2 separate regions of the Homo sapiens genome follow, and region 1 is linked to region 2. A link is a loop called in an ENCODE intact Hi-C map of the cell type or tissue named here. Cell type or tissue: psoas muscle. All regions are shown on one strand. Links, peaks and the distances in the headings refer to the core of each region. The heading gives the core; the rest is flanking DNA.

Evidence for each region. Peaks named below come from ENCODE experiments on the same cell type or tissue, not always from the same donor. Only the 100,000 strongest peaks of a DNase experiment are listed, where the experiment ranks them.
Region 1: a loop joins it to region 2, with 2.4 times the contacts of the local background. A loop is called at or near these places in 26 of 110 quality-filtered maps.

Annotation. Positions count from the first base shown.
Region 1 is chr10:111,354,524-111,364,615 of GRCh38, forward strand. No RefSeq gene overlaps it. Among named protein-coding and RNA genes, the nearest start is that of HEAT2, 250 kb to the left of the region's middle. In psoas muscle, for the core only: a CTCF peak has its summit at 5,953 (motif pointing left); no DNase peak of the experiment used is centred there.
Region 2 is chr10:111,080,866-111,090,957 of GRCh38, forward strand. It overlaps ADRA2A (adrenoceptor alpha 2A), which reads left to right. Exons shown (of 1, transcript NM_000681.4): 1 at 1-42. Among named protein-coding and RNA genes, the nearest start is that of ADRA2A, 8.9 kb to the left of the region's middle. In psoas muscle, for the core only: no CTCF peak of the experiment used is centred there; no DNase peak of the experiment used is centred there.

The sequences.
Region 1 (10,092 bases), core at 1,234-9,233, 270 kb after region 2:
GTACCAAGAGCTACGGAGGTTATAGCTTCCAGATACAGTAAGCTCCTTAAGGGCAGAAATCATCTTGTCATAGACAAAGAGCATAAAAATAGAAATAATATACAAGGCAACATAAAAGACATTTTTAATAGTGAACAAAGGCTTTCCACTTCTTGAAAATTTTGCAAGTTTTCAGCGAGGGGAGTTCTGAGAGGTATAGAAAAGTGTTTTGCTTATAGCAGAAGCTTAATACACGTGTGAGGTTTAGAGGGAGAGACCTTTATGAAGCTGGGCTCTTCAAAAAGGTCATAGTGAAGCAGTATGGTGTCCTGGTGCCATAGTAATAAAAATAGTAGTAATGATACTGGCGGTGGTAATTATAATAAGAGCAGCTCACAGTTATTCATCTCATCATTTCATTTAATTCTCACAAGCACCCTATGAATTGGATATTTTTATTATTCCCATTTTAGAGATGAGAAAACAGAGCCCAGGCCATTCAGGGAGCAAGTGAGGATGTAGCAGAGTGATCAGAAACCACAGACTTTAGACCACAGAAACACACCTATAGTAGAAAAAGTTGGGTCAATTACTTCTTGCAATACACATGAGGAATACACATCATGTGAAACTGCAAGTTTTCTCAGTTCAGGATGTTAGAAAGAACCTATAATAAGATTTAGGATTTGTATGGGTAATTTTGGGAGTGTCCAAGGAATTGGATATTCTCTCTGAATTCTGCAATTCTATGATAAACTATCTTAACAAATCTTATCTGTAGGGAGGGCAGACTAGAGTGAGAATAAAGTTGTAACTGGCAAAGAACTAGTAGCCACTCATTTAGCCAAGGGAAAAAGGGGGTTTTGTATTTTGTGTTGTGAAGTGACCCTGTCTGAGTGGATGTTTTGTGAGATTGTGACAAGCAGGAGAACAATATGATTTTACTGTAGGCAATAGCTATATTTGTACTATCATAGAGGGTCAGTTATGAGTTCCCTGATGTAAAGGGCTGCCTTTTTTCCCTTCTAACTTTTGAGTGGTTTGTGCAGTTGACTTAACTGGCTCAGCCTGTTGCACAAACATCTGTACAGTAGACCTGTCATGAAAATTAGATGTCATGCAGACAAAGGACCTAGCACCTAGCATGCAGGGTACTCTCCATCACTGGGCTCTTCCTGGAGGAAGACCAGAGATCACGGGAGGACAGACAGGTTTTCCATCACCCAGGTGATGGAGAGGGCATCTAGATGAACAGCGGGAGCAGAGGCAGGAATATGGAGAATATCTTATACCCAGAAATTCCCACTAATTGGCTAGACTCACATTTCAACTTCTTTTAGAGTTTGAGAGCTATGTTCGTAAGGTTTTTTTTTGTTTTGTTTTTCTTTTTTTTCTTTTCCTTTTCTTTTCCTAAAGGCAAAGACATCCTACGTGATTTCACCAGCAAATGTTCTCTTTGTCTCTTTGTTTTTCTTGGCACATCAAGTACAGTGCTAGCCCCTGGAGACTCATTGATTTTCAAGAAAAGGTGTTTTTTGTTTTTTGTTTTTTTTTTCTTTCCATTGTCTACATTGGCAAAATAAAGCTGAGCTCAACATCTCATCTTTTCCTTTGATATGGTTATAGACAACATTTATATCTCAGGATTGTAGAAAGCCCTGATAGAGCAAAAATCTTTGCTGCATAATTAATTTGTTCCAGCACATCAGGTGATGGTTGGAACTCAGCTGTCTCAAGTTCTGAAGTTCTCAAGTATCTGAAGATAGGAAGAAGTAGAAATAGTTGTTCAATTTTTAAGTGGATTTTATAGTTTTAAGTGAGTAAATCCAGTAAGTAACTGTTATATGGTTTGTTTGGAGCATTTTTAGTTAACAGTGAGCTCATGGTAGTAAATATCCTTCAAGTGATTGTTAGGTAGCTGGGGGTGGGTCTCCTTCCATTCTTTGAAAGTGGGCACATTTCAGTAGAGCAACTGTTATTGTGTTGGGGAACATACAATGTTTTGCCATTTTAAGAACAATTACTGTTCTTATGAATAATATAATTAAAGGAAATGACAGTGTTTAGCAACATCAGCAGTATAAGAACTGCAAAAAATGCAGTATGCTCCTGGATGACAAATACTTCCCTTCCAAAGATAAGGCAAACATCTCTAAACATGAAAACACCTAAACCCTGGAAAGAAAACCTTAGACAAATACCTCACTGCTCCGTTAGCACTGATTTTCCACATCATAAAGTGACATCTAGACCAAGCCAAACAAGTGAAAAAAGAGGAAGTGAGGGGCGTTTCTGGAGGTTTTAGCTTCTCTTATACCAAGGAATTCAGGAATTGTTCAATATGATTTGTCTAAACTAATTTTGCGAAGAAACTTGCCCAAGGTCAGGTTCATTATCCATGAAATTGAGATAATAGGTTTGTAATCATATTCTTGTCATCAGGGGAATCTGAGATTTGGGATCTATTTGTCTCTAAAAAAGTTTTATTAATATTTGGTTGCAGCCAGCACTTAATCCTCAAGGATTCACACACATTTTATCCTGTTTGAGCTCGGTGATTTACATTATGGCTGTGGAAATTAAAATCCAAAGAGATAACCAGATTAGCCAGGATTGACCACATAATATCTGTGTAGGATGCTGAAATTTATCCCTTCTGGCTTGCCATTTTTCTCTAGTTACATATCACGCTTATTAATGTTTATCTTACACATTTTAAGTTAGTTTTCCTATGGTTTATAGTTAGAACCTAGAGACAGAATCAATCTAATGATTACTGACTTACTTGGAACTTGATTTTCTTTGTTATTGTTTATGAAGTTTGAGCTTCTACTCCATTGGAGTCTCCGCACTAGAAAGATTTGAAGGACGGAGCACAGAGCACCATTGAATGGGTTTACAATCAGGTAGGGATGCATAAATACACATTAGCACCTCTATTAATTGGGCACTTTTAAGTTGCAAGTGACAGAATTCTAACTCTATTATTTCCATGTGACCCCAAACCCTATGGGAGACAGAAAGTACAACAGGGCTTCAAGGACCACTGGAGCCCAGATCCCAAATATGCTAGTGATAGCAGTGGAGGGACCATGAGCTTTGGAGGCAGTCTTGATTTAAATGCTGAATCTGCACCTGTGTGAGCTCATCTTGGTGAAGAAATGTGCCCATGTTCACTTTCCTCTATAAAATGGAGTTTGTAGCTATGTCCTCATAAAGTAGATATTTAATGATATAAAATTGGTTTCCTTTGTTAAGGATTGAGGGCTGGAGGGCTGGGAAGGCCAGGGATGGCAAGCAATGCCCAATTTTCCTGCAATGTGAAAACAGCACTGTTAGGAATGGAGAACAAAACTCAAGGTCAACTATCACTATACTTTGTGTGGTTTTGATCTAGCTTCTCAACAGCCATGTGATTTTATTCTGATGTTGTAGGAGGAATGAATCCTTAACGTGAAGATTACAGAAAATAGTAGGAGGGGGGGAAAAGCCATTTTCACAGCAAGTGAGGAACACTATCACACAAAGGTGGCTATGTGGAGGAAAAAATGCTGACTTCACAAGATAGCTGAAGAGCCTCAGGGTTTTGTGACAATTTTACTCCCAGATGGGAAAATAAATAAATGACCAAAAAAGACTCTAGGACAGGTAGAAACTAAAATACTATGGAATCTAGTGTTAAATGTTGTGAAATTTGTAAAGGATTATTTTCCTTGCAAATACTTTCAACCTTTAGGAAACAAATCTACCTAGAATTTTAAGCATAAAAATAGAATAAAGTACTTCTAATTACTTTTATTAAAATATAGCATTAGCACTAACATAAGTCCAAAGAGCACATAAAACTATCATATGTATTATAGCTATTTTATTTGGGATTTGGACATCTATAATCATCAGCAAACAGAACCCAGCAGTACGTTAAGGGAAAAATCACCATGACGAGGAAGCGTTCTTTCTATGACTTCATTAATTGTTTAATATTAGGAAATCAATGGTTATAATTCAATTTACTAACAGCAAAAGAAAAAACATAATACAACTTGATATATGCTGAAAAGCATTTGATAAAAATTAACATCCATTCTTGATACAAAAACTTTCAATCAAGTATCAATAAATGAATATGCTCATAGCATTATAAGACATACATTTAAAATCCATGGCTAGCCTCAAGCTCAGTGTTAAAATTCCCGTTAAGATCAGAAACATGAAAAGAATGTTCATTGTCATAAACATTATCTGGTGGTGTTTTTTCTAGATGTGCCAATTCCATTAGAAAAAGAATTAAAATGAGTGGTGGAGACACCTTGATGATTTGCAGACTAAAACACTGTGAAGCTGTTAAAAAGAGAGTAGGATTCTCTATGTTGAATTATAACCATGCCCACTCCATATTGAGGAAAAATAGGATATGTAAGTCACTAGAATATTATATCCTTTCTGTAAAATCAGAGTACATAATTGTGTGTTGGGGAAAGCAAAATGCATTTAAAAAAAACATGATTTTTTTTTAACTCATGCTTGTATTTAGTAAGGTATTAACTGTTCTACTTCTGAATTATGGGTTTACAGGACACTGTTATTTCCTTCTCTGTGCCTTTTGAAAATTGCTTGACTCTTTTTTTTTAAACAATACACATGAGGATAATAATTGTTAACTTTTATTTATCAAACATGTGCTTTTGGATTATGCTTCACCTCACTCAATCTTCACATTATTTTCTATCTCTTTCTTTATTTTCCAGATGGGAAAACAGGCTTAAGGAAGGATAAGTAACTTGTTCAAGGTAAAAGGCATTCTGACTTTAAATTCATGTGCTCTTAACCACTCCTCTATTGCTTTTATTATTAGAAAAAGAAATTGTCATTTCCAAAATACATATATATAGAGAGAGAGATATATACACACATACATACATAAATATATTCTGTGATAAATGGTATATATAAAGATATTTCATACCTTTGTATATAGAAATGATGTATATATATTTTAAAAAGATAGTTTTATAAATCTATAAGTATATATGTATGCATATGTATATATATACACATATATGTGCACCCACAAATATATATAAAAAATATAAAAAGTTTATATAATACAGTGCCTAGAAAATGGTCATTAAATTGTATTTATTCATCTTCCTAAAGCCTCCATGCTTGGAATATGAGCAAAAACTATGTTTATTTAGCATTGTATCCCCTAGCAGCAAGCAGGTGTCTTTCACAGCATTAATATTAAACAAAGATCTTTTATACATGTAAATATAATAAACAATAGAAAATTGGATTATATTGCATGCCCAGCAGTGAGCTCTTCCTGCGATACCCCCACTGCCTACTGTCCTCTGCGATGAGCACTGACCTTTCTCTGGGCTGTGGATGGAGTCACAGCAGGGGTCAATAGGGCCATGGTGTGGATTCAAAGCCTGGCATTGGCCAGCCTGCTCTATGATATGAGTAGGCGAAGCCTCTAGAGAGAGGTTCGCTTTTGGATATAGAAGGATGTGCCTTTCCTCTTCATAGAAATCTGGCCTTTGCAATAGCCTAAATGAAGACCTCATCCTTTCTGCTCAATGTCATTCTTCACGGATGCTCCGAGGAGGAGGCTGAGGATATAGCCAGGCCATGGAGTGGGTGAATGCTGTTTATGGGTCCCAGGTGGTGCCCAGAGTCCTGAAAGCGCTAATTGAGTTTTCTGGAAAATACCACAGTTTACCTTTGTTCAGCTAGAATACAGCCCCCACCATGTTTTTCCTCTAGTACTGGCTCCTGAGCTCAGAGAAGATAAGGAGAGGATCATGCTGGCGTGAGCACTGACCACAGAGGGAACGAGAGACCCAAGAAATACCCTTTCCCTGTGGTGACAGGATGGAAACTGCCAATCTCTCTGCAGGCGCCCCTCTGGCTGGTAGGAGGCACCAGAACACACTGCATGCTCCAGTGTGTGATATGCTGCTGTTTCTTAAAAGCCTGTGTGAGAGGTCAGTGCCACCAAGTGGCTGAAAGGTGAGTGGGCAAATGGAAGGGTATCTGCAATACAGTGGCTTCCTAGTACTTCCCCTCCCCTTCCTCCTGCCTCTACCACCCACCCATTACCCCATGTCTCTCAGGACTCTATGCTGTCCTAGGCAGACTATAGGGTACTGGATTAATCTCCTCTTTTAAGTTAGCTCTCAGGTGTCCAACTCTCCCTTTACACCTTAATCTAGACTTTGGCCTCCTTCCCTGCTTTAACTGATTGATCTCATCATGAGGAAGAACTCGGTGACTACAGACCAAAGACTCCTTCATTGGGTAGGAAAGACTGAGAATAAATCAGTGTTCCCTCTCTATCGGTGGATACTTTCATGTTTGCTCTGAGGTCTGGCTTAACTCAAGGAACTAACTGGTAATGAAGGAAGTTCAGGCAGGCTTGTGGGAGAGATGGATGGATAGACATTTTTTATTAGCACTTCTCTAATCAGTTGAGTTCAGATAAGTGACCACAGATGCAAGATACCACATTCTACAATAAGAGGAAACACCCAATATATATGTCATATTTGTGCCCTCAAGGAAGTGGTAATTCAGTAAGGCACATAGATCATAAACACATGGATTAAAAAATACAGTCATGCAAGTATTTAAAAATGATAGAATAGCATAAGATAGGCATAAAGTATGCAGAACCAATCAAGGAAACAAAAGATGAACTGCAAATGATGGTCACTGAGTATCTGTGGCATGCCAGATACTATCAAGCACTCCCATAAATTTTATTTTATGTAATCCTCCCTAAACTCTGTCATATTTCATGGATCTCAAAAGAAAACACCCAAACTCTTTCTTTTTATCTTTCTTTTTAAAATTTATGTAAATTTAAGGAGTACAAGTATGATTGTATTATATGGATATGCTGTGTAGTGACGAAGTCTGGGCTTTTCGTGTAACCATCACCTGAATCATGTAATTGATTTTTAAATGGTGCTTGAGTCAACATTTTGCAAAGTCGAAGGATCAACATTAGATCATTCTAATCCCCCCTACTCTCTAGAAGTCAACACTTTTCAAAGTGTGCCATGTGTGAGTGGCATTGGGATAAATATACATAATAAAATTTAACAATAATGCCCTTTAAAACTAACAGCCAAATTTGTGCTAATCCCCAACAGTCTAACCTTCTACTTAAAGTGTAGTCTGTAAATCAGCAGCATTAGCATGACCAGGGGCTTGTCAGAAATGCAGAATCTTCGGTCCCTTCTGAGACCAGCTAAATCAGAATCTGCATTTTACAAGAACTTAAAGCGACTTCAGTGCACATTAAAGTTTAGGAAGCACCCAGATGGAACACAGGAATAATTTTTCCTCAAGTATCTAATTATCTGTCTCCTGGTCTTCTTGACTGTTGTAGTACACAGTACTAAGTGGTTAACCAGTTGCCCAAGCCATTGAGATTAAAAGATACAAATGAAAGAAAAGATTCAGAGAGTAATTAGGATCAGGAATAAAAGAAAGAGAATGAGAGTAACAAAGGAGAAAGCTATGAATACAGAAGTAGGCATAAACACACACACACACACACACACACACACACCTGCATTATTAGAGTACTATAATGGAGCCCTAATTAGCATTCTGAATCAAGTACAGTGCCCTGTACATCATTATTCTAACAAATATTTATGAGCCCTTACTGACTAAATCAAAAGTTTGCCTATGGTTGTGATTCAGCCTCTTTTCTTTTTTTCTTTCTTTTTTTTTTTGATGGAGTCTTACTCTGTCGCCCAGGGTGGAGTGCAGTGGCGGGATCTCGGCTCACTGCAACCTCTGCCTCCTGGGTTCAAACAATTCTCCTGCCTCAGCCTCCCAGATAGCTGGGATTACAGGTGCCCATCACCACAACCTGTTAATTTTTTGTATTTTTAGAAGAGATGGGGTTTCATCGTGTTGCTCAGGCTGGTCTCAAACTCCGGTGCTCAGGCAATCCACCCACTTAGGCCTCCCAAAGTACTAGGATTACAGGTGTGAGCCACTGTGCCCGCCCCAATCTCATTTTTAAGGAGGTAGAGGAGTTTGTCTCAAAATGAAAAGTGATGTCAAACTTAGGATTCAAATACTTTGAAACATGTTAAATGTGTGCTAAATGAATTTTCTCAAAATCTAAGATTGGCCACTTTATTCTTAGATAACTGGCACCTTACAGCCCTACCCATGCCCACACACCCACCCCACCCCACACACAAATGAGTAATTAAAATTTTATTTTAATTGACCTGAAACCTTTTCAATGATCTTAGAAGAAATAAGGGAGACAAATAGGGGGAAGAAAAACAACAGAAAAATATTTCTTAAAATATTGTTATCAGTTTTTGCTGTTACTTGCTGATCTAAATTTATGGATGAATATGATAATTGTATTTCCTAAATAGCTACATATTATAGACCATCTTGAGATAGTCTTCAATATTCTGTGGCTTCCTTGTCTGAGGATCAGGAAGCCTTGAACAATCAATAGACACCAAGCATTGTGGTCCCATCTGTCCTTGGAAGACTTTCAAGACCTCAGTTCCGTGTGGCTTTGGGGTGCAGTCTGCAAGGTCTGTGTTAAAAGCTTAGAGATAGAGTGCTCCTGTACACATATACGTAGACAATTCCACACAAAGAAGTGCCTCATTTGCCATTTTAATCTCCTTGCATAGCTAGTCACCTTGTCTCTTTGCGAGTGTGCCTTTGTAACTGGGGAACTAGCTCTATTTTTTATTTCAATATTACTGAGAAAATATCTTAGATAAAAGCTAAATAGTCCCAAAGGTTCAGGAAAGCTGCTAAATATAAAACCCGACTTTAAAAATTGAGGATACAAGACCAATATGTAAAAATCAATTGTATTTCTGGGATTTATTCCATTCCGTTGGTCTATGTGTCTGTTTTCATGCCGATACTAGACTTTTTTATTTTTTAAAATATATATAGCTTTGTAATATAGTTTAAAATCAGGAAGCGTAATGCCTCCAATTTTGTCCTTTCTCAAGATTGCCTTGGCTATTAGGGGTCTTTTTTGGTTTCATGTGAATTTTATGATTCTTCTTTCTGTTTGTGTGAAAATTGCCATTGGAATTTTGATTGAGATTGCATTGAATCTGTACATCTCTCTGGGTAGTATGGACATTTTAACAATATTCTTCCAGTCATAAACAAGATAAATATTTTCATTTATTTGTGTCTTTCTCAGTTTCTTTCATCAATGTCTTGTAGTTTTCAATATACAGACTTTTCACTTACTTGATTAAATTTATTCCTAGTAATTTTTATGCTATTGAAAATATGATTGCTTTCTGATTTCTTTTTCAGATAGGAAATTGATCTTAGCAATGATTTTTGGGGGGATATGACACCAAAAGCAGAAATTAACAAGTGGGACCACATCAAACTGAAAACCTGTGAGCAGCAAAGGAAACAATCAACAACAGGAGAAGGGAACCTAGTAAATGGGATAAACTCTGTGAATGAGATACATATGTGTAGAGGAAAATTGTGGGGACAAGAGAGAGTCCTCTGAACAAGAATATGGGACTAAGCTTGCCATCGGTCTACCAGCGGCAGGTTAGAAACAACTTACAACTTCAGGAGAATGTAACCATTGTGAAAACTCTCTCCTCAGTGCTTCAAGTGGTATAGGACGTACTCTTGGTGTTACCTCTCTTTTAGACAGACTAGGGGAGAAAACCTTGTGGCTGTCTCTTTGGACTTTGTTTAGAGATTGAGAATTATGGGAATTACCCAGTATGCTTTGCAACCATTGCCCAATCTGTGGGAGGGTAGCTTTTCCCTTCACTTACACCTTCTCAGGCTTCTGTATTCCTTAAGGTGCTTCTGGCTTCCCTTCATCAAAGATACTTTACAGGAAGCTGATTTAAGCAAAGGATGACAATTAGGTATTTTTTTTTGCCAATTCAGATTGATTGATACTGGCTGAGGGATGAGTTTGTTAATTAAGAAGGATTCCCGGGTTTGGTGTCATTTCATAAATAACATGTGTTTGCGGCATAGGCGTGAAGCATGTGTGTTAGATATTTACCATTCCTACTCTAGGCTTAGAAGGTGGAAGATCCCTTGACAGACTAG
Region 2 (10,092 bases), core at 645-8,644:
TTTTATGGATTTTTTAAAAATAAAAAATGTACATTATAAAAATTTTTTAAACGTTCCATCAGTAACAAAGCTACCATTTACTAAGTGTTTCTGACATGCTAGACACTGTGGTGAACTGGTTGTAGGCATTGCCTCGTTTACTTTTCTCAAGAACGCTATGAGGTAAGTTTTATTACTATCCCCATTTTACAGGTGAAGAAACTGAGTCTCAGAGCAAGTTTGTTAACCTTGCTCAAGGTTAACAAGTGGTGGAAATGCATCGTACCCAGCTTTATCTGGTTCTAGGGCCTGCACTCTTAACCCCAGAACCTTTCCAGAGTTTTGGCATTAGCCCTTCTCAGAACACTCCCAGTGGAGAGGTGTCTATGCAGTGTGCTATCTATACCAGGTGTGAGATATATCCCAGTATTTAATATACACAAGGTGTATACATACCCCAGTGTCTACATGACCTAATGTGTCTATATACCTCAAAGTGTGTATCTACTCCAAAGTGTGGTATATGCACCAAGTGTGGAATATACTCCAAAATGTATATCACACCTTAAAGCATGATAATATATGACATGTAGCATATACTCCATAGTGTGGTTATGCACTAAGTATGGTCTAAAACCTGAATAGAACCATGTATTAGTTGGTGGTTTGAGTTGTCTCTGGCCAGAAGGCATGCATCCTTCTTGTTGCATTGCTATAATATCAAAGTCTGCTCTGCTGTCTAGGAGGGCTTATGGCCCTCATACTATGGTAATGGCACTTTGAAGCTGGAAGGGGCCTTAGTGATCCAGGAGTCCAACCCCTCATCTGACAGATGAGAAGGCAAATGCAGATGCAAGAGGAAGCGACTTGCTCAGGATCCCAAGGCGCTAGGTGACAGGGCTCTGGCTCCAGGCTGCCCGGGTTAGGGCGCAGCTGAGAGATGTGTAGTAGTAGTTCTGTGTGTGTAGTCAGATGCAGTACTGATGAATAGCCACTTATGGAGGAGGGGGGTTTGAGGGGCAAACACAAGCGTCAGGTTGTGGTTTTGGGGGAGGCCAGCTTTTGTGAGCCCAGTCACCTGTAATATGTGCGGACCAGCTTTGGACACCCCCCAGAAGCAGGTCCTCTGCACCCTCTGGGCCATGCAGCATCTCCTCATCTTCCTTTGCTTCTCTCGTGCAGGAGAGGGTGTCTGTGTATGCAGCAGTGGGAGGGTAGAGAGCCCTGAGAAATGATCTGGGCACTGAGGGGCCTGGGAGAGGGAAGACCATGGCTCTGAGGGGGTGAGGAGTTCCTGCCGTCACCTGGATCCTCTGAGCCGGCACACAGGAGGATGGCCAGGTGCTGGGCTCCAGTGACCCTGGCTCAGAGGCTTCAGAAAACAGCCTCCTGGCCTGTGGTGCCACGGCTGGCTCCCTGGTCTGGTTCTGTGGCCTGCTCCCCATCCCACCCTCACCCCAGCCTCTCCTCTCCCTCCTCACTCCAGTGTACCCATTGCCCCAAAGGCAAACAGTGCCAGACAACAGCCTGCCTGGCGAGCCCCCAGGACCCAGGCTGTGTGTCCCAGCCACAGGAGCAGATACAAATACTGCTTGCTGTTGACTCTCAGCTCTGTCCTGTCTGTCAGGGAAGTGTTTGCCTTGCCTCCACCCGCCGAGGGGGAAGAAGCATGGGCTGAGGTGCTACACGGAGGGGCCTCTGGTGTCATGCTCCCTCCTCCTCGATACAGAAGCAGAGAAACCTCAGAGGTGGATGGAGGTTGCAGAAAGTGGGGGAGAGAGGGCTGGAGCCCAGGCATGGGTGGGTTTCTGAGTTCACAGTAGGAATCACTGTTTATTCATTTGCAAAGGGCTCAAGCAACAGTCTGCCAAGGTGTGGGGTGGGGAGGGAAATTAAGGTGAAATGGCTCCCACAGGGATCTTGGCTTAAAGAGCTAACCCCACATTTTCCTGTGCATAGTATCTGTTCCCGAGTATCTGGGCCAAGAGGGTCTGTCTTCGTGGCCGAATCTCCTGTTTTATGTAACTTTGGTTGGGATATTGAAAGCCATTGGCTTTTGGGTCTGAAGTGTGTCTTGCTAGATTTACTCGTGCAAGTGTGCTGGGTTGGGGGAAGGGTAGTGCCTTCATTTGAGCCTGGGCACAAGCACAGTCTCCTCCTCCCCAAGGCTTTGTTCAATTTCTTCTATGCTAAAAGGCTGGGGGAGAGAATGATGAAAACGTGGCTTGGGCTTTCCCCTGTCTATGACTGTATAATCAAATCAGAGATTTAGAGCCAGAAGCATCCTCATCAATCCTTAACTCTTACCTTGTAGTGGCAGATCAAGGGACCTGAGACCTAGAAAAGCTGTTGGTTATGTAGCATTCCAGGAGCCCCTGAGCCCACTCTTCCATGTGACTCTCCGTCTGATGCCATATGCACCCAACATGAATTCTATTTTGTTTTGGGATGTGGTGAGTTGCTAATCAACCCCAGAGGATCCCCTGTGCCTGCTTTGTGTCAAGGACCATCCTAGGCATTGCAAGGCAGTTCTCTTCCTTCCCTGCATGCACTGTGCAAAGCTCACCACTTGTCCCTGTGGAGTGAGATTAGGGCCTGCCTCTGCCCTCTGGAAGCTTTGGAGCTACATGGGGAGACAGGATGTTCCTGTGAAAAGCACTCATTAGCCACACACAGTGACAGTGTGGCAGTGGGGGAGAGGATGCTGTGTGCCCACCAAGGGTAATAGGCATCTGTACTGTGAGTGAGCAGTGGGGGAGAGGTGGCTGTGGCTGGGAGCTCAGGGCATAGAATGTGGGAGTTGGGATGTCCACACTCTGAGAAGGCTAGGCCCGCGAAGGAAGCTCTGGTTCTAGCAGCTGAGTCCTGTGGGACCAGTGCCAGGCCTGGGCAGTGGCACCTAGGCCCAAGTCAGACCTCAGCTTTCATCCAACCTCATCTTGGGGATGGCATGACAAGGTCCTGTCCCCATTTGGGGACACCTGTAAGGAAGTCTACGTCCTTGACTCAGTAGCATAATAGGATCCAGGTACCGAGGTCCAGAGCCCAGTGCCAGGTTAGCCCTTTGGCCTCTGCCCTGGGCCCTGCCACCCCTCACAGTGGGCCTGAGAGTCCAGGGTGCAGGAAGGGGCACCTTCCTTAGCAGAGGGCACGCGCGAAAGGGAGGCCACGTCAAGTCACGGAGCAAAATCACTAACACTCAGATTTGTTTTGGAAATAGCATTGATCTATTTGATTACCAGAAATCCTGGGGCTTAGAGTTAGTTAAATACAAAAAAAATAGAACAGGGTCTGTTGGAAATAGCCTAGACTGAGGATTAGGAGGCCTGCGTTCTAGGCCCAGTTTTGTCTTTTACCAGCGATGTGGTCTTGAGCAAATCCCTCTCTGAGTCCCTGCTTCTTCATTTATGAAATGCAAGTGGTTGGTCTAATATTATTTAACAGTGTGTTCTGTGCAGTTAATTCAACTACAAAATCTATATTATCTACATTATCTATTGACATTATCATTCTATCTGTCTCTACTGTCTGTCACCTACGTATCATCTCTTCCCTGTCTGCCACCTATCTGGTGAAATGCTGGGGTAAGCAGTCTTTAATAGGTACATCTCCTTCAGGATCTCTCAGAGCCTTTAATGTGCCTATGTGGTTTCCGATTGTCTGAGAGAGGATGACGTGGTGTGCTGTTTCCCAAACTCCCTGGACTGTGGAATTTCATTTTTTTTTTTTTTTTTAACAGAGCATCTCAGAGACTCATGTTTGCTGGAACTCTTGTTGGGTAATACTGGGTTAAGGGATCTCACGGGGCTTTTCTGATGATCCATTTTATAATTCTATGAAATGCCGGTCTGCTCTCTCCTTCTGTCCAGGCCATGGGTGAGGCACACTGGACAGGGCCAAGCCATGTGCTCTCTGTAGGGAGATCTGGCGCTAACGGCCATTGGCCTTATTGAGGCTGGGGTAGAAGTGAGGGTTTGGTGTGTTTTCCAAACATAGGCTAAGCCTATGTGTATGTGTGTGTAACATGTGAGCGTGTATGGGTGTGTGAGTGTGTATGTATCTCTGTGTGCGTGTAAACAGGCACCAATGGACACTGAGGACCACTTTGCTCACCTGGGCCTGGCGTGGAAGCATCTGGGCAGTTGAGGGTATATGTGTACACACCAGGGGAAGAGGTCACAAAGGGAATTAAAGGGGAGTGTGGTGCGTCTCACTGGTTGTCATGTCAGTTGGCCCCTCCCTGCCTGCGAGTCTGCTCCCCCGAGGTGGAATGCCACTCCCCTTCTAGGGCAATGGAGCCAATCTAGGAGGAGGATGGGATGATGCAATGTGCGCATTCTGGGGCAGCCAACACTGCTTCTCTGGCAGGCATATTCTGTAGCCTCCAGGCTGTCCTGTTCTCTGTGGAAGGAGCAGTTTATCTGACTACAGAGAATTCTGGAGGGGATGGGAGGCAAGAGTGAGAGGCTGTTAATGTTGTCCCCAGGACTTGAGACCTCTTTAAAATCTATACCTGAGAAAAACAAGATGGCACCCTGTGAAGGGATGAAAGAAGGGGAATTGAAAACGGACTGTTCGCAAGGTACAGGCAGGGTTAAGAGAAACTTACAAGGGCCAGGGAAGTACCCTGGGACATGCACAGTGGGAAGCTGTCAGCACCTTCAGAAGGGGCGAGGTGCTACCCACACTACTGGAACTGGGACTTCGGGGAAGGATGCCTGGCAGGCATTGCTGGCAGAGGACCCCTGCAGCCATTGCTAAGCTGGGTCTGGACAGGGAGATTGCAGAGAGAATCGGCACATTCTCCACTCTCACTCCTGCACCCTGATCTGCTGGTGGCTGTCCTTAGGCAGAACTCAGAAAGCACAGAAGAAAGAGTAAGGGGGCGGCTCACAGGGCTCAACCTTCCAGGGCCCAGCATGGACAAGGGCAGAGACTATAGCTGGAGGTGCAAGTAGAGAATATCTACTGTAGAACCCAAAGCCTGAGAAAGGCAGAGTAACAGCACTTTGGGGAACAGGCTGGAGGGAGGCCAGCTGCCTGCTTTCTGCAGTTTGTCCAAGGGCCAGCTGCTTGGGTCACTGGGCATCTGTAGAAGAAAAGCACAGGCCCTCCTTCCTCCCTGACTATGCAGATGCAAGGCTGTGTGTGGGGTTATTATGTGTGTGTGTGTGCGCGTGCGCGCACACACACACACACATACACTCCCCTTCCCTGTCTTCCCTGCAACCTGGTCAGGTGAGAGAGAGAGAGCCCCAGGGACCCATGTGGCTGGCTCTTGGCCACAGTTCTCTGGGTAATCCCCATCCCATGTCTGTGGCTCAGACACAGCTCAGAGCTGCCCAGCAGTGATGGCCACTGAGGCTGGGGCCCGGGTGAGGGGAGATGAGGACTGGCCCAGGCTGATGTCCTCACCTGTCCCCTGGTTACACTGGGGAGTCTGCTGCTCTGTTCTCAGCATGCTCCCTGAACACACTTAAGGGATTATTTTTTATGCCCTAGCCCTAGAGGAGACACGGAGACATTTAATGAATGAATGATAGAGTCCTTCCTTCCTTTATTCATTCAACTATGTTTTGGAGCTGCCCCAAGCTAATGTCACTAACATCCCTCTGTTTGTACTAGGTGTTGGGGTAGAGTGGGGAACAAACTAATTAGGATCTTTACCTCACAGAGCTTCTTTTATTGGGGGACAGCTTCCTCTTGTGTTGGGGCAGAGCTTCTTTTGTTTCGGGAGAGCTTCTTTTGTGGGAGAAGAGCTTCTTCTTTTGTTGGGGGAGAGCTTTTTATTTTGTGAGGGGGAGAACTTCTTCTTTTGTTGGGGGAAGAGCTTCTTTTGTGGTGGGAGCTTCTTCTTTTGTGGGCTCCAGCAAGTGGTAAGCCTGGTGATGCAGGTGCCAGGGTGGGTGGGGAAAGCTAGCCCAGATGAAGGCATTGGGGAGGGAGCCCAGAGAAGTGTGCAGCCAGATGAGAGATGAGAGATGGGCAGGAATAGGTCCAGCGAAGGGACTGGGAGTGCCAGGGGTGGGGGACATTGCATATTCAAGCAACTTATGAAGTCCACTTTAATAGGACCATGAGATGTGAAAGTGGCGAGGCTGGAGGAAGATAGTCCAGATCATGCAGCTGCAGGTAAAGGATTTTATCTTGAGGGCATGGGGAGCCATGAGAGGTTTTTTAGGCAAGGGAGGGACCTGATCAGATTTTTTTTGGTTCAGAACAATCATTCTGGCTGCTGGGTGGAGACTGATTGGGGAGGGTTATTGGGAGCAGTAATTCAGTCAAAGTATTAATAGCCTGACTAGGTTGCTGACACCACAGGGAAGGCCAGGAGCCCTCACTCCCTCAGGGTCACCCAGTGGCAGCGCCAGTGTCTGTGCAGACCCAGATATTGGGATTTTAGAGCTTCCCCTGCCTGCAAAATACTGTGAACCACTGCTCCTACCCTCCATGAATTTCCATCTTCAAGGAGTGGCTCCTTGGCTCAGAGCTTCCTATTCATGGTCAAATGCAAACATCTCCTGGAGTGTGAATTCAGTCAGTCATGGTGGTATGTTGACCTAACAGGCCACGGGACCTGACCTGGTGTGACGCGCTTCTCGTTTCCGAATGTCACCTGTCTTATCGACACAACCAGCCAGGGAGGATTTGAGGAGAGACCGTGGAGCACAAGCATGTCATGTCCCCAAAGATTAGTTGATTATGAAGGGTGAATGAGAGCTTGCAAGGACTCACCCCGGCCAACCCCATGGATTCTGCTTGGGATCAGAAGATCTGATAAGCCCCAAATCTGGAACTTGTGCTGCTGACTCCTGTTCCGGGCTGTTCAGGCCCTCAAAGATAAAAGTCATCCATTTCCAAGAAGTTAGGGAACCTGTGACTTGACAGAGATGTCTACTTTGCCCGCCGTGAGGAGCTCTCAGCAGCGAACTCACTGCTCTTGGCTGGGCCTTTTCCTATGACCCTCCACATTTGCTTGTTTGCCTGAAACCTAATCCTTCCATTTTTTAAAAATATATTTTTTAATTGTACTTTAAGTTCTAGGGTACATGTGCACAATGTGCAGGTTTGTTACATATGTATACATGTGCCATGTTGGTGTGCTGCACCCATTAACTCGTCATTTACATTAGGTATATCTCCTAAAGCTATCCCTCCCTCCTCCCCTCACCCCACAACAGGCCCCGGTGTGTCATGTTCCCCTTCCTGTGTCCAAGTGTTCTCATTGGGATTTTGAACACTTACTTGGAATGGAGCTGTCCCTCCCAGGAGCCCCCAGAGAGGGCAGCCCAGGTGAAGGCATTGAGGACGGAGCTTTGGGTTCTATATTAGATATTCTCTACTTGCACCTTTGGCTATAGTCTCTGCCCTTGTCCATGCTGGGCCCTGGAAGGCTGAGCCCTGTGAGCTGCCCCCTTACTCTTTCTTCTGTGCTCTCTGAGTTCTGCCTAAGGGCAGCCACCAGCAGATCAGGGTGCAGGAGTGAGAGTGGAGAATGAGCTGATTATCTCTGCTCTCTCCCTGTCTGGACCCAGCTTAGCAATGGCTTCAGGGGTCCTCTGCCAGCAATGCCTGCCAGGCATCCTTCCCCGAAGTCCCAGTTCCAATAGTGTGGGTAGCACCTCGCCCCTTCTGAAGGTGCTGACAGCTTCCCACTGTGCAATTCCCAGGGAGGGAATGGCTGGTATTGCTGAGAAGGGCACTTTAAAGCTAAAACTTTGGAATCAGGAAGACCTGAATTAAAATCCTGGTTTCATCACATAGCTTTGGTTTAACCTTGAACAGATGGCTAAGCACCAGTTTCTCCACATGTAACTTGTAGAAGAAGTTGCCAGTGTTTTGGTAGGTTGCTTAGGCCTATGCTTGGCATCTGGTAGAGGCTCAGTAGTGCTAACGTTTTCTTCTCTAGTTTGGGAGTTGGGTGGTTCCTTTTACTCCTGTAACTGCCCTGGGCTGAGGTGGGCTGGGTGGGGCAGTGTTTTAGGGTGATTTGTGACAGAGATTTGACCACTTAGGTCTTAGCTTTCTCTTTTTCCAGCCTGATGGAAGACCTTGTGTCTTCAATAGCACAAGAGGGTGGGCCTAGAAGAGCTCCAGGACCCATACGAGACCTGTAACGACCACGATGCATTTCTAGACTTGAAACTGAGATCTCCTGGTGCCAGGTTAGTGCTCCTTGCTGCTTCGCTGCACCCCAGGTCATTTTAACTATCTTCTGAACATAATGCTCATTTCTGCCTCCATAACTCTGCTTAGATTCTCCTGCATGTGGAATGCCACATACGTGATCCCTCTGCTGCCTCCCAAAATCACACCACACTTTAAAGCCAAGATACACCACCACACTTTTAAATTTTAATAGTGGAAAGAACCTGGGGTTTGGCATCAGTTATACTGAGGCTTAATCCTTGGGTCTGTCTTCCTGTCAGTTCCACTCTCCATCTCCAAAGGTGGCAAATGCCCAATAGGGGTACATGGTGGAGGGCACCGTGCTGCTGCTGAGAGGAGCTACTCATGGGCCTGCCCCCTGCCCTCCCATTCTGGAAAGCTCTGAGGGAGGGTCTTTTCATCACTCTTTCTTCTCATTCAGATGGATTGGGGCCAGAGACTGGTATCTTCCCCAGTTCTTCTGTGCCCACTACTGGAGAGCTTTTGGTGAGAAGAGTTTCAGAACTAAACCAAAAGGGCCGGGTGTGGTGGCTCATGCCTGTAATCCCAGCACTCTGGGAGGCTGAGGCAGGTGGGTCATTTGAGGCTGAGAGTTCAAGACCAGCCTGGCCAACATGGTGAAACCCTGTTTCTACTAAAAATACAAAAATAGCTGGGCATGGTGGCGCATGCCTGTAATCCCATCTACTTGGGAGGCTGAGGCATGCGGATTGCTTGAACTCAGGAGGTGGAGGTTGCAGTGAGCAGAGATCATGTCACTGCACTACAGCCTAGGTGATACAGGGAGACTCTGTCTCAAAAAAGAAAGAAAGAAAGAAGTAAGAAAAGACGTAAACCTAAAGGAAATCCTAAGACATGCAGATTTTCCCCTTAGAGGGGAAAGGTTTCTCCCATCTAAGCTACCCCTAACTCATGAGTTCTCCAAAGCTCTTCAGCATGGGGCTATGAAGAGCTTAGATTTTGGTTTCTGATGGACTGGGGTTTGCATCCTGGCCTCAACTCTGGCAGTCTATGTGACGCTGGACAAGTTGTTTTTTCCCCATGGCATCAGGTAAAAATGGGTAAAATATTACCTATCTCATGGGGCTGCTGTAGAATTAAACGAGGTGATGACTTTGCAGTAATAACTCAGCATTGGATATAGAAGATGGCTTTGGTCCTGTGAGCTGTAGGTCTGGGGGCAGGGCTGCCTCTGTGTAATCTCTGGACACTCTTCGATTCCATCTCCAACACTTGCTTCCTGCTCCCCCAGTTTTGTGGAATGTGGCCTGTGGATCCATATTTCACTTCAGGGCCGCGCCAGAGTTCCCTGTTTTTGTCCCAGTGTAAGTTCTGAAAGGGCAGAGCAAATAGGAGGAAGTGAAGGGAGCTAATTGGAGTACTTTCTTTACTGCTTTATGCTTTGGTTTACTCATATGTAAAAATTTTTGTTTGCTTTTTTGGTAAGAAACAAACAAGTTAATGTAAGTTAAGTGTTTAGAACAATGTCTGGTGCAAAGTAATTGCTCAGTAATGATTAGCTATTATTTACTTATTTATTTGGCACTTACTGTGAATTTGTCACTGTGCTAAGTCCTGAGGATACAAAATGGGAAAGATCTAATTCCTGTCCTGAGTTTCATGTTGGAGATAAAGTTAATAACTAGAGTAACTCACTGTGTTATAGGCAATGGCAAGAAATTAGAAACAGTAGTTCTCACCAATAATAGGGGATTAACTGCAACGTTTATTTCATTTATATACTGGAATATTTTGTGTATTTAAGAAGAAAACCAATCTATGTGAAAACTGTTCATAATACAGATTTAAGAGAAAAAGACAGATGATAACCAATACAGTATGATCTCATAGAAATTGAAACATTAAAAAACAAAAAAACTGGAAACACCAAACTGTTAGTAGTTACCTGTGGGTGGAGTGTTTGCAGTCAATTTTTTCCTAAAA